2 separate regions of the Homo sapiens genome follow, and region 1 is linked to region 2. The links are chromatin contacts, found by Hi-C or POLR2A ChIA-PET in ENCODE. All regions are on one chromosome and are shown on one strand. Each heading gives the region's core, a stretch centred on a gene start or an enhancer-like site at or near the end of the contact. The rest is flanking DNA. Distances are from core to core; before and after follow the strand shown. Region 1 has its middle 37 kb from the start of PRDM2. Region 2 has its middle 37 kb from the start of PDPN.

What was found. A loop is a pair of places that touch in the nucleus more often than their neighbours do. ChIA-PET counts read pairs that join two places held with the same protein, here RNA polymerase II (POLR2A).
Region 1: a map of prostate gland shows a loop between it and region 2 (2.6-fold over the local background). The contact joins two enhancer-like sites. A Hi-C loop is called at or near these places in 2 of 168 maps with a recorded cell type or tissue (endothelial cell of hepatic sinusoid and prostate gland). POLR2A ChIA-PET finds 5 or more read pairs at or near these places in 3 of 52 experiments (A673, MCF 10A and OCI-LY7).

Annotation. Positions count from the first base shown.
Region 1 is chr1:13,660,793-13,665,408 of GRCh38, forward strand. No RefSeq gene overlaps it. Among named protein-coding and RNA genes, the nearest start is that of PRDM2, 37 kb to the right of the region's middle. Within about 2 kb of position 1,864, at least 2 of the 41 ENCODE cell types and tissues checked have a DNase peak (open chromatin) inside an H3K27ac peak, as active enhancers do.
Region 2 is chr1:13,618,301-13,623,294 of GRCh38, forward strand. It overlaps the pseudogene RNA5SP41. Among named protein-coding and RNA genes, the nearest start is that of PDPN, 37 kb to the left of the region's middle. Within about 2 kb of position 1,776, at least 6 of the 41 ENCODE cell types and tissues checked have a DNase peak (open chromatin) inside an H3K27ac peak, as active enhancers do.

The DNA.
Region 1 (4,616 bases), core at 614-3,113, 43 kb after region 2:
GGGTGGATCACGAGGTGAGGAGATCGAAACCATTCTGGCTAACACAGTGAAACCCCGTCTCTACTAAAAAATTAAAAAAAAATTAGCTGGGCGTGGTGGTGGGCGCCTGTAGTCCCAGCTACTGGGGAGGCTGAGGCAGGAGAATGGTGTGAACCCGCAAGGCGGAACTTGCAGTGAACCAAGATCGCGCCCCTGCACTCCAGCCTGGGCGACAGAGCGAGACTCCGTCTCAAAAAAAGAGAAATTATACATGTGTGTCTATAGGGATATATTTATAAAATCCCAACACACAATGAACTTCCTATTGGTGTGCTCTGGCCTCTGAAAAGTAATTGACTCAATGGTAATTGGCCTTTAGTGACAATGTACTTTAATGATAGTGGCTTATGTGACCTGCAAATGTTAAAGTCCCATGTCTTGCTGAGTTCCTTTGTGATAGTGAGTGATATAGTTTGGTTGTATCCCCACCCAAAATATCATCTTGAATTGTAATCCACATAATCCCCATAATCACCATTTGTCAAGGGGACCAGGTGGAGGTAATTGGATCATGGGGGTGGTTCCCCCATGCTGTTCTCGTGATAATGATTTTTCATGAGATCTGATGGTTATATAATCATCTGGTACTCACTCCATCCTGTCACCCTGTGAAAAAGGTGCCTGCTTCTCCTTTGCCTTCTGCCATGATTATAAGTATAAACCTCTTTCCTTTATAAATTACCAGTCTCGGGTATTTCTTCATAGAAGTGTGAGAACGGACTAATACAGGTTAGTTCTTCTGCAGCTCATCTGCTACTCACAAGTGGAAAGAAGCAGCTCACAGACTCTTCATCTCCAAGAGTCAGACTTTCAGGGCCTCCCTCAGCAAACCTGCACGGCTTCCTCCAAGGCAGAAGTCCAGGGAATTACTTATGACTAATGCGGTCAGACCCAAAGCAGTCACTCCACCCAGTCGGAGGGAGTCCTACGCTGGTTGCTGCCTCCCCACCTTCCTCACCCCCATGCTCAAAACTGTGACACCCAGGTCATTGACACCTGTGTCTGCAGCTGGCAGGGCCACAGTTCTGATCACATTCACACATTCCTTCATTCATCATTTCATTCATTCACACACCTTTATTTGAAAACTGACATATGGTGGATACTGATGTTTCTGAGATAAAGTACCCAGTTTGCTGTTAATGCAAACTCAATACGGCCTGGGAAGGACTCCGTACTTCTATATTCGAGCCCCTGTGGACGAACTGTAACCTAGCTTAATAGGCAGACAAGGTTGAAAACCTAATTTAGGAGTATACACCTGTAACAATTACAATAGTTGAGTCTTGGCCAATCCCAGCAGCCATACTTCAACCACTCAGAGACTGCTAAGTGTTCAAACTGTGTTCAAATAAGACAAACACCAGCCTGTAACCAATCCAGCTGTTTCTGTACCTCACTGCCGATTTCTGTATGGCACTTCCCTTTCTTTGTCTATAAATTTGTTCTGACCAGGGGGCATCCCTGGAGTTTCTCTAAATCTGCTGTGATTCTGGGGGCTGCCTGATTGGGGAATCATGCATTGTTCAATTAAACTCATTTAAAATTAATTCAGCTGAAGTTTTTCTTTTAACACTGCCCTTACTAACTTCGCAGCCTAGTGGGGAGAAGTCATGTGACAAATACAAAGTGAGGAAAAAACTCCTTAAACTCCTAAACTGTGCTACCAGTGTGCTAATAACAGATTTACGGGGATTATTTCATTTAATCCTCACAACAACATGAGGAGGTGGATACCATTATTATCTTCATTTCACATAGGCACCCCACCCCCCCAAAGAAAAGAGGATTCAGCAACAGGCACAGCAATTTGCCCAAGATGACAAAGCTAGAAATGGTGGAAATTAGCCAGGAAGTCACGCTGACTCCAGACTCTGTGTAATTTACATGTCTCAGGCATTTTTACAAGAAAAAAAAAAAAAACCAGGCACAGTGTCTCATGCCTGTAATCCCAGCATTTTGGGAGGCCTCAGTGGGAGGATTGCTTGAGCCCAGGAGTTCGAGACCAGCCTAGGCAACCCCGTCTCAAAATAAATAAATAAATAGCTTTTTAATCCTCTAACCTAGCAATTCTGCTTCTAGAGGAATTGTTTTATAATTGTTTATAATGGCAAATAAACTGTCCTACATGTCCATCAAGGAGAGCGTGTTTACAAGACTTGTAGTATGCTCACCCCATGAAGTATTTTACACACAGTGATGAAAATGAATCCACGATGGCCATAAATGTTAGAAACGTAAGACTGAATTTTTAAAAGCCAAAGACCACACACCATATGATGACATTTTGAAAGCTCAAACCCAGTAAAAGAAGATAACACATTGTTTTGACAACACACAGCTTAGGTAAGCAGATTTTTTTTTTTAAGTCAGAGAGTGATAAAGACAAACTTTAGGGTAACGATCATCTGGGAGGATGGATCTAGGGAAGCAGAAGAAGGAATTAGGGGTGGGGGTTGTCCAAGTAAATGTGAGGCCTTTTGTAATGGTTTAATTCCAGGATTGACAAGCTAGAGCCTGCAGGCCAAATCTGGCCCTTCAACTGTTTTTGTAAATAAAGTGGGTTTTTTTGTTTTGTTTTGTTTGAGTTGGATTCTCGCTCTGTTGCCCAGGCTGGAGTGCAATGGTGCAATCTCACCTCACTGCAACTTCCACCTCCTGGGTTCAAGCAATTCTGCCTCAGCCTCCTGAGTAGCTGGGGTTACAGGCACCCACCACCATGCCTGGCTAATTTTTGCATTTATAGTAGGGACAGGGTTTCACCATGTTGGCCAGGCTGGTCTCTTTGGTCAGGCTGGTCTCGAACTCCTAACCTTGTGATCTGCCCGCCTCAGCCTCCCAAAGTGCTGGGATTACAGGCCATAAAGTTTTATCTGAACACAGACACACCAATTTGTTTACATATTGTCTATGCCGGCACTCACTCTACAATAGCAGAAATGAGTAGTTGCAATGGAGACTATATGGCCCATAAAGCTTAAAATATTCGCTATCTGACTCTTTACGGAAAAAGTTTGTTGTGACCTCTGTTCTTGCCTTGGATTGAGTAATAGAGTCCTCTCTTTAATAGCGGTAAGACATTCACCTCTCTGGGTCTCAGTTGCCCTATCTGTAAATAGGGATGATACTACTCTGTGAAGTAAGAAACTGTATCATCCTTTAATGTATGGAAAGTGGATTAGTGGTTTTTTAGGGCCAAGAGGTGGCGCTGGGGGGAGATGAGAATATGGAAATAGGGACTGACTACTAATGAGTAAAAAGTTTCTCTAAGGGGGATAAAAATATTGTAAATTAGACTGTAGTGATGATTGCACAACCCTATCAAAAGATCCACGGCTTCCTGCGGGATTTCTCAACCTCAGCACGATTGACATTTGGGGCTGGATACTTCCTTGTTGTGGGGCTGTCCTGTCAATGTAAGATGGTGAGCAGCCTCCCTGGCCTCTACCCATTATGGGTAGTGATGCCAGTAGCACTCACCAAGTTGTGAAAACCAAAATGTCTCCAGACATTGCCACATATCCCTGGAAGCAGCTAGGGGGAGTAAAATCACCCCCAGTTGAAAAACCACCGTTCTATAATAATAACCTGAGAAATTTCCTCTGCACAGCATTACCATAGAAAGGAGAGTCAAAAGTCTTGGAGTAAATAGTAGGACCTTTTTACCATGGAAAATGATCAGCTTTGAATCACTGGGCAGGGACTGAACTGGGCAAGTCTTTGCAAGGGCAACTTCCAAGGAGCAACAAAGGTGGCACTTGAGTAATTTGGAAAGTGATACTAAGCAAGTTGGAAGGCTGCTGTGTTCCGCTCATGAAAACATCTGCACCTAAGTGGTAAGAGTTAGCTGTGTGGTCCTGGCCAATTTCCAGCCCAGGTGACTGCAGTCTCCTGTTCTTAGTCTTCCCTCCAATTTCTGTAGGGCATGGTGCTTTTCTTTACTTCCTGTTCCATACCTGATGACTAAGCCATCATTAGTCTCTTCTAGTGATTAGTTAGGAAATATTAATTTTAAATCAGCAAAGCACTAGGGGAAGAAAAGGACAACTTGGGTTTCCCTTTTCATCCCCAAGGGATGTAACAGCGCACCCGTCAAATCCTTGGTGGAGAGAGAAACCTCCTTGAAATTATCTTGCCAAAAGAGAAAAACGGATTAGCCAATAGTTCATAAATTTGAAAGCATAGGGCTTTCTTTTGATGAAGGCCACTTCCTAGAGGAATGGAGAGGAAGCTTGATCACAGAGTTTAGACACAGTTGAAGAACCCAGTGCTCCCCATTTCCCCTCCCATACATGTCTCTAATCTGATGGTCCCCTTACATCCCATCCTTGCAGGAAATTGATTCTCTTTCCAGCCTTTGCTCAATCCTTGCTCCCATTTATTTATTTTATTTATTTACTTTGAGACGGAGTCATGCTCTGTCACCCAGGCTGAAGGGCAGTGGTGTGATCTCGGCTCACTGCAACCTCCACCTCCCGGGTTCAAGTGATTCTCCTGCCTCAGCCTCCTGAGAGCTGGGATTACAGGCAGCTGCCACCACACCCTGATAATTTCTGTATTTTTAGTAGGGTTGGGGT
Region 2 (4,994 bases), core at 526-3,025:
GATCTCGGCTCACTGCAGCCTCCACTTCCTGGGCCCAAGCAATTCTGTCTCAGCCTCCCAAGTAGCTGGGACTATAGGCGTGCACCACCACACCCACCTAATTTTTGTATTTTTAGTAGAGACGGGGTTTCACCACATTGGCCAGGATGGTCTTGATCTCCTGACCTCGTGATCTCTCCCTGCCTCGGCCTCCGAAAGTGCTGGGATTACAGGTGTGAGCCACTGTGCCCAGCCACCTGATTAATTTCTCAGCACTGGAGGGTAAAACCAGGTGAGGGGGCAATTTCATCTTGCCCCTGCTAGTCCTCCCTAGAAACCTCACCTCAGGAGAGGTGAATCCCTGTTGCTGGGGGACGCCCCACGGTTCCTTGCTCACCCCGACTCTGTCTGGAGATTGCCCTGGCCAGCTCCTGGGTGGGTGCTGCAGATCTCCTCCTCCCGACCCCACCGCACCACTCCATGTGGATTTATCCTCCTGATGCGGGTCCCTTCCCTGCCAGCGTAAGGATCAGGTGCTAGGAGCGGGAGAGCAGTTAGCCCCATGACTTCCTCGAAATAAATATTCAATATTGTTAAATTAGGACTGTTGAATTTGTCCGTTGTCAGTAATCCTGGGTGCCCATTTGAGTTCCAAACAAGGAACCATATTGTATGCCTGTAGTTCCAGCTGTTTGGGAGGCTGAGGTGGGAGGATCGTTTAAGCCAGGAGTTCAAGGCCAGCCTGGGCAACAAAGTGAGAGCCCCATCTCTTAAAAAATGGACCAGGGTTCTAGTCCTGTTCTGCTCCTCCACACCTGTAACCCTTCAGGGAAGTCATTTAACTTCTTTGGGCTGCAGTTTCTTCTAAGAACTTTCATGAGATGTCAGAAAGCATCCCTTTTCTAGCAGGAAACTAACCACGTCTACCTAGTCCAACAGATTGAAAGAGAACGGACCCTCAACTATGTTACATGTAAATTTACATTCCATTACATGCCACCCCCAGGAGATGACTGGAAACTGGGGGAGCTGCCAGGGTTCTGAAAGTTTAGGGAAACAGCTCTATCAGAGACATCTGGGAGCAGGGGGTGCTGAGGTTAGCTCTTTGCATGATATAAAGGCCTTGTTTTTAACCCCTACTTTTTCCCCTCAACCTGGGAAAACCAGTTGAAAAACCAGGGCTTAGTTCTGCTTCATGGGCCACCTTCAAGGCTTGGCTTTCATGAATAGGAAAGAGCAAGGAACTGTTAATCCCTTTGCTGTCTCTATTTTTATTTTAATTCAGATTTATTTAGTATTCAGGGCATGGGGCAGTTTGTGACATGCTTCGATTGGGGAATGGTGCACGTTTTGATATTAAAACTTTTGCCAATTAAAAGTCCATTGGAAGTGGAAAAAGAATCCTCCCCAAAATATAGCTGCATGTTAACACATGCACTAAAAATAGAGTCATCCCCTTGTGTGCGCTGGAGGACTTGTTCCCTGAAACATTGCCTTTTTCTTTGCTCTTCCTGAAGCTTAAAATCGGGTTAGAACATATAATAGATCCTGGATTTTTCAACTCAGTAAATATAAATGATGTAAGTGTGGTTATTGGTCAACAATGCAGAATGAGTCTAAAATCACACTCACTGGTGTGAATGGGAGTTTTTTTGGCTCAGGGGCCCAGCATGCAGGTACGTACCTGGTACAGGCAAAGCCAGCCTGAAAGCACTAAACACTATTCCTCAGCACTGTTTCTTACTCTGAGATTATTTTATCAGATGCTGACTCAAAGCACAGCGTGTTCTATTTCTACATCCAAGGGCTCCGGGCCATAGTACAGACAGTCCTATGCGTGGTTCTGAGACCTTGCTCCTCCTCCCATTTTTTCTTTCCTACCTCCTTCTCTACTGCTGCCTCTGCCTTTCCACTGATGCAAATTTTTGAGAAAACAATCACGTGCTGGTCACATACCAGGGCGATCAGCAAATGTTTCTGAAGTGACGGCTTCCCTCTGGATGCTGCTGAAGTAGTCAAAGAGGTCGTCTGAAATATTTGTTTGAATAAATGAGCTTACGGTCCTCCGCATGTAACCTCAGGAAGGTGTGCAGGTGTCCTGACCGAAGCAGGAGGTGGACCCCTTCCTGTTGCTCCTGTTCCCACCCTTCCACAGAGCATCTGTAGGTGAGGCTGGATCTGTGGATGGCCCAGGGCTCACTGGAAAGGGAGTAGGATTCTTGTCCAGCAAGATCCAGAAACAAAAGACACTCCCTTGGGTATAACTGCTGAAGAACTCTCATGGGACAGGAGTAATCTGTTCCTTCATTTATTTATTCATTCAAATATTTATGTTCAGGCCCGTCCCAGGTGCTGGGAATCCATAGTGCATGAAACCAACAAAAATTCCTGCTCACATAGAGCTTACATTCTAATGCTGGAGACTGCAAAAAAAAAATAAGTAAATCATAAGAGTGTGAAAATGAGAGACAATGGAGAAAAACACAGCAAGGAGAGGAAGTTCAAGTTTGGAGGAGCTGCAGCATGGAGTCTGGGGTGGGAGAAGGCCTCTCTGAGAGTCAAGCCATGTTCCTGAAGTGGCACGGCGAGGAGTGATCCTGATGGGTACCTGAGGGAAAAGTATTCTGGGCAAAGGGCATAGCAAAGGTCTGAGGCAGGAGCACCCTTGGCATGTTTTAGGGAATGCAGGGAAGCTCAGAAGGCTGGAGCAGTCAGCGCAGGGGACCATGGTAGGAGATGACGTCAGAGAGGTGGAGTGCCCTTGGAAATGGGGAGCCATGGGAAGCTTTTGAGCAGAGGAGTGACATGATCTGACTTACATTAAAAAAAAAAAATCCTCACCTCTGGTTGGGAACTGGCCAGTGTGAGAATCCAAGCAAGAGATGATGGCAGTTCAGACCAGGATGATAGCAGTGGACGTGGTTTAAGGTGGTCTGGTTCTAGTGATAATTTGAATGAAGTCAACAGAATTATCTGATAGATTGGATGTGGGATATGAGAAAAATGGGAGGGTCAAGGTGACACTAAGGATTTTGACTTGGGCAACTAGGATAATGGAGTTGCTATCAGTTAATAGGGCAAGGCTGTGGATGCTGCAGGCTTGATAGGGCAGAGTTGGAGTTCTGTGTTGAACATGCAGAATTTGAGCTGAGTACAGATATCCAGCTGGGGGTATGAAGCAGGCAGTTGGGCACATGAGTCTAGAGTTTAAATGAGAGTTGACTGGAGACATAATTTGGGACTTGCTAGAACCTAACAACCATGATGCTGATGAGCTCACCATGGGCAGAGTATAAATAGAGAAAGGCAAGTCCAAGAACTGAGCTTTGGTGTACCTCAAGGTTAAGAGTCAGGGATATGCAGAGAGATCACCAAAGGAGTCTCCCACCATGGATTGGATGAAATACATTTCAGGATTAGCCATTCCTGTTGTTCTCTTCCGTACCATCTCACAGTCTTCTGATTAAAAATCCAGCTTCCGGCCGGGCACGGTGGCTCACGCCTGTAATCCCAGCACTTTGGGAGGCCAAGGCGGGCAGATCACGAGGTCAGGAAATCGAGACCATCCTGGCTAACACGGTGAAACCCTGTCTCTTCTAAAAATACAAAAAAAATTAGCCGGGCGTGGTGGCAGGCGTCTGTAGTCCCAGCTACTCGGGAGGCTGAGGCAGGAGAAGCACTTGAACCCAGGAGGCAGAGGTTGCAGTGAGCCAAGATCGCGCCACTGCACTCCAGCCTGGGCGACAGAGCGAGATTCCATTTCAAAAAAAAAAATAATAATAATAATAATAATAAATAAATTAAAAAATCCAGCTCCCCAAGTAGCTTAATACTGGAACGAGGGTGTCCTGGATAATGGACACAAATATTCCCACCACTGGAAAATATTATTAGTTGAAAATTACTAACTTGACATTTGGGGTTATAATCAGTTTCTTATGAGTTGATTGGCATGAGTTAGGTCCTAGGACCTGCTCAACCCCGGTTACTGTTATGCAACTAGGATTTTAAAACTATAAATCTTCAGGCCAGAATGATGACCACATCAAAATCCTCCTGCATGCTGGGCGTCCAACTCTCTTCCCTAGACAGCACTTCTATTGTAAGTCCCAACTATAATGGTTCCTACTGACCTCTCAGTTTAGCATCCATCCGCTGCACTGAGTTGCTCTGATCAAGCTTCCGAATGACCTCCTGTATGTCAATTCCAGGCCCTCTTCTTGGTCTTGTCTTCATTCATCCTCTGCAGCCATCAGCCCTGTTTTTGGTCCCCTTCTTGAAGCCGTCTTCTCTCGCTTGGCCTGCATGACATGCTCCCTTATTGGTTGCCCTTCCTGGTTCTCTGCAAGCTGTTCCACTGGCTCTTTTCTTCACTTCCCCCTCTTTGCTCACAGGCATGCTTCAGGCTTACTTTTTGCTTCTCTATGGTCTTTCCCTTGGAGAACTCATCTATTCTTAGAGCTTCAAATGGCATAAGCTCCAGAAGAGCAGGCATCTGTTTGGTTCTCGGCTACATCCTTGGTCCCTGCAGCAGTAACTGGCACATAACAAGTGAACAGTGCCTCCCCCTTTACATGTGCGCCATCAGCCTCCTAATTCAGATCCTCAAGCAAAATCTCATCACAATTGCAAACTTACATGCCCACATCCCCTCCTCCAATCTGATCTGCATTCTACCAATGGGATCTTCCTAAAATGTACTTTTTTTGTTTGCACATGTCACCACATTCTAAAAGTGATCCAGTGATTTCCTACAAAATAACTTGATGGTCAAGGGCTTCTACACTTTTTTTTTCCCTTAAGAGATAGGGTCTTGCTATGTTGCCCAGGCTGGATTTGATCAAACTCCTGGACTCAAGCAATCCTCCCACCTCGGGGTCCTGAGCAGCTGTGACCACAAGCATGCACCACAGCACCCAGTGGCTGATATACTCCCATCCAAGTACCAGCCAGGTCTGACCCTGCTTAGCTTCTGAGACGCATCCAGAATGGTATGGCCGTAGGCGCCGGCAGCT